Linked DNA regions of Mus musculus: region 1 is linked to region 2. A link is a contact called in ENCODE Hi-C data. All regions are on one chromosome and are shown on one strand. The core of a region is the stretch at or near the end of the contact, and the rest is flanking DNA. Distances in the headings are between cores, read along the strand shown.

What was found. Hi-C counts contacts between places; a loop is a spot of excess contacts on that map.
Region 1: a loop to region 2 is called in a map of heart, with 2.3 times the contacts of the local background. The contact joins the promoter of Gata4 here to the enhancer-like site in region 2. A Hi-C loop is called at or near these places in 5 of 37 maps with a recorded cell type or tissue (all heart).

Annotation. Positions count from the first base shown.
Region 1 is chr14:63,243,413-63,246,877 of GRCm38, forward strand. It overlaps Gata4 (GATA binding protein 4), which reads right to left and starts at 1,859. Exons shown (of 7, transcript NM_008092.4): 1 at 1,739-1,859.
Region 2 is chr14:63,205,590-63,208,796 of GRCm38, forward strand. All of the region lies in intron 2 of Gata4 (GATA binding protein 4), which reads right to left. Among named protein-coding and RNA genes, the nearest start is that of Neil2, 14 kb to the left of the region's middle. Within about 2 kb of position 1,547, at least 1 of the 3 ENCODE cell types and tissues checked has a DNase peak (open chromatin) inside an H3K27ac peak, as active enhancers do; it is heart, where a contact is called at or near this core.

The sequences.
Region 1 (3,465 bases), core at 609-3,108, 38 kb after region 2:
TTGACCTAAGATCACCAACTTTTCCCTTTAAAAAGAAAGGCATAAAGTTTTAAACTTTCTGGAAATCTCTGGACTCCGATAAGCAACTATGCAGATTTACATTGATTAAAAAAAAAATCCACCATTCAATTTTTAAGTCAAGTAGTTGTCCTAATTAATTACACTTTCTATAATGTCAACTCAGGAAGTTATTTTTTTAAGGTAATACACGTTTTCTTTTCTTGACTAACAGCAGTTAAAAGAAGAGATTTAGAATTCTGTAATCTAACTTACAGTATACGTGTGGTGTTAATGTGCAAGCCTGAAAAACTGCAAGCACTAAATCCGTTTGGGATCGCAGGCTTGTGGGCAGAAGCTCTCTGAAGTTTCAAATGAGTGATGCTTTAACCTGATGTTGAATTTCTAGAACAATAGAAGGTGGAGAAGATATCCCTCTTTTCTGGAAAGGCCAGAAACCATTCTCCTGGGTGGATTCTTGCCTATCTATGATCTGGGGCCCAGTAACCTCCATCTTTTCACTTAAGTCTAGTCCGGCCTGGCCTAGACTTTTCTCTCTCTTTCAAATCACCCTACAACGTTCATCCCAAGTTCCCCAACAGAAAGAAAATTATTTCTCTTTTCAGGATTTAGTCCACAGCTTTTCTGGAACCTGTTTTTGAGAGTCAGAAAATACACCGCGCTGGAATGTGTCTTTTTACAGGTCTTTCCTTTAGGCTCCCGCGGGTCTCTCCGGTCCCCGCCACACTGAGAATGGTCACTAACCAACTTATACACTAACCCTCCGTAATCTCCCCAGGTAACCTTTCTTTCTTCTAATGTCCGAAGCGTCCTTCCTGGCTGCCTTCCTTTTCCAAAGGTACAGGAAATAAATTCCCGAGGTGCTTCCCAGCAGCGCGGCCTTATTTCCCCGGATCCTTTACTGCCTCGGGTCCCTCACTATCCTCTTCCTTTCAACCGAAAAGCCCCTCTTTCCTTCCACCTGGTGAAAGTTCATCACCCAGACATCTCTTCCCCAAGAGTAACAACTGCCAACTCTCCCGGGTCACATCCAAGCGATAGAATACGTGAATCAGGGGAGCTTGAGCCGACTACCCAAGACTATCCCTGATTTCCGCCGGGGTTTTGGCCCTGGGTCGCTTTCTCCCCGAAAGCGGTGTATGTGGGTAGTATTCAGCAGTGCATAACACACACAATTCCTGAGCCCTAGAGGAGTTTGAGGAGGTTGGACAGAAAGCAGAAGAGATCCGCAAGTTTCCGAGCCTATCTCCAAGGGCCTCCAGCCCTCCCCCAGGTCCCAGGGCTGCCTGCCACTGCCACTCTGCACTCCCTGCGTGGCAGGCTGGAGACACTATCCTATCTGCACCCCAAAGTGTGGGCTATGCGGCCTGTCCAGGGTCAGTCGGTCAGAGAGATTACACGGGCCCTGGCCAGTGGGATGGAAGGCAGAGTTGGAGAATCTGCAAACAGGACGGATTAAAAGGATTCATGTTCCCTCCCAAACAATCCAAACGCACCTCTCCAGCACCCATCAGTTTTTGCTGCTAATCAGTCTCACTTGATTTAATAGTCCTCGCTAGGCCAAAGTCAAAAGCGGAGCAGTTTTTAGCCAATCTGGGGGCACTGGAGTGACCGGCGTCTCCTTTCCCAGCTACCTACCTCCCTATTCCAGGCAAACTAGGGCGGCGGACTTGTGAGTTTCTCCTGCCCCGGAAAAGAGCAGGGACTCGGGGAACCCTACCTGGCCAGCTCCAGTTTCCCAGAAAACCGGCGCGATCTCCGTGAGTCCGCGGAGCTGCAACTGCGGCTGAGCCTCGGGCGGCCACTCTGCGGGCCTCCGGCTTGTCCCCTGCTCCCGGCGCGGTTCCCCGGGCCCCCGCGTAGCGATCGCCTGCGCTGACTGGCCTAAGGGAGTCACGTGCAAGGGCGGGGGCGGGGGAGCCCGGACCCGGCAGCACCTCCGCCCGGCGCCCGCCCGCAGGACTCTTCCCAAAGCTCCCCCAACAGGCAAAGTCCATGCGCGCGGAACTCTCGGGGAAGGAAAGCACTCAGTGCCGGGCGCTCCGTTCTGCCCTCAGTGCAGCCCGACGTCCTTGCGGTTTGCTGCTCTGCCAAGGATCGTGTTTATTCTCCTTCTCTTTCCTCCCTACTCTCAGTGGTCCACGTCCAGCGCCCTGTTCAAGGGGCGGGGCTGGTAGAGGAGAAGGTGACCTCGCACACTGGGCTCATGGTCGCCGGTGGGGCACTGGGTCACCCGGGATGCCTTGCTAGCCTCAGATCTACGGGGCCCTTGAAGTGAGCTCGGGAGAGGGTCAGGAGGCACTAAAACCTGAACTGGCCCTTAAGGTCAGTGCCTAGAGACGCAAGCGCTCTTTTCTCCTTCCCACGAGCCGGTGGAGACTGCAAGGCGCCGAGAACCTCCACCAGCCCAGGAGTTTATGTATTTATACAAAACGCGCACCCCTCGCCGCCGACACTTCTTCCCACTCCTGCGGTCTCCCGTCCCTTCTCATCACTCCCTGTAGCCCTCACCGACTGGGGTCCAATCAAAAGGATGAAGTGGGGGTGGGGAGCCTGGTCTCTAACCTTAGAGCCCATTCAAGGACTGTAGTTCCTTCCCTAGGGTGGGGGTAGGGAGGGTGCCAGACCTTAGTTTGGAGTCGGCGTCAGTGCCTGTAGGCCCTGGCGCAGTGGAGCTGTGAGGGGAGAGTCCCTCAGACAGGTCTAAAGGTTAATAGAGCAATCACAGGGCCCTATTACCGCGTAAAAATAACCCATCGATTACCACAGCCTTCAGCTGCAGATAACAGCTCTCTGGTGGCTCTCGCGCTTTGGGCTAAACTTTTTTTTTTCTTCTTTTAAGCCCTCATTTCTCTCCCCGGCACCGGTTTCCAATACAAGATTAGAGGGGTCAGGAGAGGGCTGGAATACCACCTGGTAAGAACCCTGTGCAGCCCGAGAAGGCTCGGGATGGCACCGGCTCCCGCAGTTCGAGGACTGACTGCAGATTGCTATTGCTATTGCCCCGCCAGTGCAAAAGCAACCCAGGCGCTAGGAACAGGCTGGGACGCCGAGCCAATTGAAAGGGAAAACCCGTGGGACTTTGGCCAACCCGTGGGGATCTCAGGAAAATCCCAGAGGAAGGACTGAGCACGGCTGCGCCGGGGGAATTCTCTTTTCCAAACCGAAGGGGCCCGAGGTCCAGAGCGGCTCTAGAGGAGAGAAAACTGAGGCCCGTCAGGGGTGCTGAGCTGCCCGCACTCTGGCTTGATTTACCGAAGTAGCCCCGGGTGCCGCCAGTTTGAGCCCTTGGGCGCCCCGGAAGCTGGGGCCCCATGATTAGGGTCCCTTCTCCAGCCCCCCCCCCCAATCCTAAACAATGCCAGTCAGAATCAGGGCCTGCAGGTTCGAGATCTGGTAAAGTTTTAGGGATGGTATTCTGAGGATTTCAGAGGCCATCGCTGAGCA
Region 2 (3,207 bases), core at 297-2,796:
TCAAGCCTATCTTGCTTTGCTATGTTTGCTTACTGCCCTAATGTGTTACCACATTGGAAGTGTATTATAAACTCCTCCCATCACACTGTAATTGTCCATCATTGAAATGTTTCCTCACCTTTCGCTTCTGCTCTTCAATAGCTGCTTAATCCCTGCCTAGTTTCTGGCATTTGTTTTGTAAATATGGGTCTCTTTGTATGTAAATCTATGAGTTTCTGCTTATTACTCTGAATTCTATTCTAGAAGGAGATTGTCTAGGTCAGGGAGACTAGAGTTTTGTTTACATTCTTAAATGAGTCGTTCTTAGTTTTCCCACATGTGACAGTTAGCTTTAACTGTCAACTTGACACAGAACTATTGCGAACTGAATTACCTCAGAAGAGAGTCTCAATGAGAGTCTCAATGAGTCTACATGGGATTGGCTGTGAGCATGCATATGGAAGATTGTCTTAAGCTAATTGATGTGGAAAGACCCAGCCCAGTGTAGGCAGCACCATTCCCTATGCAAGGAGTCCTGAACTGTGCAAGAGTAGAGAAAAGGAATGCAAGCAAGCAAGCAAGCATGGATGCACACATTCTTTTCTCTCTGCTCTTGACGGTGGATGTGATGGGAACTGTTACCTCAAGCTCCTGCTCCTGGAACTCCCTACAGTGATGGGACTGTAACTTGGAATTGTAATGTAAAGTAAACCCCTTTCTCTCTTCTGTTTCTTTTTGTCAGGGTATTTTATCACAGCAACAGAAATGAAACTAGGATCCCATTGTAACCATATGCATGATCTGATATTATTGTTTGCCCTTTTCTTGGTATATGGAGCATATAATAAAGACACAGACCAAAATCCTTAGTGCCTTAGAGTCAATCAAATGTAAGTGTCAGCCCTCCACCAGAAGAAGGCTGTCACCCTCTGCCATCCTTCCATTCACTAAACCTTCCCCTTTATCTTCCATGTCTGCAGAATTCTACAACTGGCGGAGCCCACATGTCCCTTCTCATTGTCCAAGTGAGAGAGGTAGGGTTGGTTTTCTCATTCCCTTTGACCTATATTAAGCCTAGTTAAAAGCTTCCAGAATTCTCTCTGACTCATGCCATCTACTTTTTTTTTTTTTTTTTTGTCCCTAAGCATAGCCACCTTGGTCTCCATATTACCCCTTTCCTGATACCAAAGGCAATGCTGAGTTCTCCGGGAAAGCCAGTGGTACCCCTTAAAAGTGGACCCCTTAAAGGTCCTTCCCTCCTTTAGCCCCAGGTCTGGGGTTTGCCAGCTCTGCTGTTCAGTAATCCGTACTAAGAGAACGTTGGCTGGAAACGGATAGGGCACCCTCCTCATAACTCTGGGTACATAAACAGTCATTTACACCTGCAAACAGGTAGCAGTGTGTCTATGCCAAGCAAACAATATACAGGTGTGAGGGGCCGTTTGCTCAAGCCAGGGAGTTAAGTCAGCACAGAGGCTATTTTTACACCTGTGTCACACTGAAGGCCTTTCATCAAGGTCACCTGCCTCTAGAGGTGACTCTTGCCCATGGCCTGCTCTCTACTGGGCCACCACCAGCACCAGCACCAGCAGCTTGTCATCTGCAGCCTGTCAGCCTGGCTCTTTCCTCTCAAGCCCTCTCCTGAGAACAGTAGAAAGGTCAGGAGTTCCCAGAGCCAGAAGCCAGCAGGGCTGAGAGGGAGTTAGCAGTAGGCTTTTGTTCGCCATGAACACTAGATGGCACTACAGTCTCTAAATGTAACCAAGACCACAATGTTTCTCTAATAGGTTCAACTCCATACTCTCCCTTTAAAGATGCTCATGCCAGTTTCTTTCCCCCTCTGGTTCATTTCAACTCTAGGGTAAAAACCCCTTGTGATCCACTGCTGTTTGTGAGAAGGGAGATCCCGCTTTCCCGCGCTCCCTCACACTTTGCCCATTCCTGTACATGCATATCAAAGGAAATTAGCGGAGTCCATAGATGTGTCCTCTCTGGTGCCTACTCATCCATCCCTGCTCTGAGAACTCAACACAAAGGCTGACTTGAGGAACCCCCTGCGAGTGCACCTCAAAGACCAGGCAGTGCCTTCTAACAGTGGTTTTCCTACCCAGGTGAAGTCATTGGACATTGATGAATATGCATTCATCACCCAGACACATTTAGCAAACATCTGTGATTTAAACAAGCTGACAGATGCCACAGGAGCTAAGAGGGTGCCTAGGTCTCAGAATGCTAGTGGTCGGGGTTAACAGACTGGCCCTGAGAATCAATAGTGAGCGACAAGATGACTCATTCCATTTTCAGAACTGTCAACTGGCTGTGGACTTCGTGGCAGATACCGTTGGCCTAGGATAGGAATTGTGGAAGTCCCACCCAGATAGACCTGTTAGTGCCACTCAGCAGCCAAAGGAGGGGGCAGGGCAGGAAGCAAAGACCATGTTTCCTCAAGACGTCTAGCCAGGCATGCCTGTGTATGGAGTCCACCACAAAATCTTACTACCCAACCACTTCGGTGAAATGTTACATGGGTATTTTATTTTTTAAAAAAGACTTGTTTTGTGTGTATAAGCACTTTGCCTACATGAATGTATATGTACCATGTGTGTGCCTAGTACCTGCAAAGATGAAAAGGCATCAAACCCCCTGGAACTAGAGTTACTGATGGTTGGGAGCTACCGTGTGGATTCTGGGAACCGAACCCTGTTACTCTGCAAGAGCAACAAAGTGCTCTTACTCACTGTGATGTCTCTCCAGCCCCTATAGGGAAACCTCAAGTGATTAATACAAAGGCGATGTAATGGAGGTGCAAGATGCTGACTCTGACTTGCAAAATGAGAAACAGAACATGCAAGGTGCCCTGCAGCATGGTGGCAACAGAGGCGGCCAGAAAGCAGCTTTGCTGGGACTAATTGTGGGGGCTTCTCTTTTCAGGAAAGCGCTGCTCTATGACATCATAACTTCTTTTTAAAATTCTCATTTTGAAAGAGAAGAAATATGATTCCCAAGCAAGCACCACCTGGGTTGGGGGAGCTTTTTATGCTCTTATGTAGGACACAGAAATAAATCCCCCTTCCCTCTGAGCTGAGGAACTGGAAGAATGCAGCCCATCTCTGCTACTTAGTACTTACTCTGGGGGAGAATGGGTGCCCCAGCTACGATCCACAAGTCAGTACTTCTTACTCTTTACCCCATAAAGTGCAGGGTGTACCTTCCCAGAGGGCAAGTTGA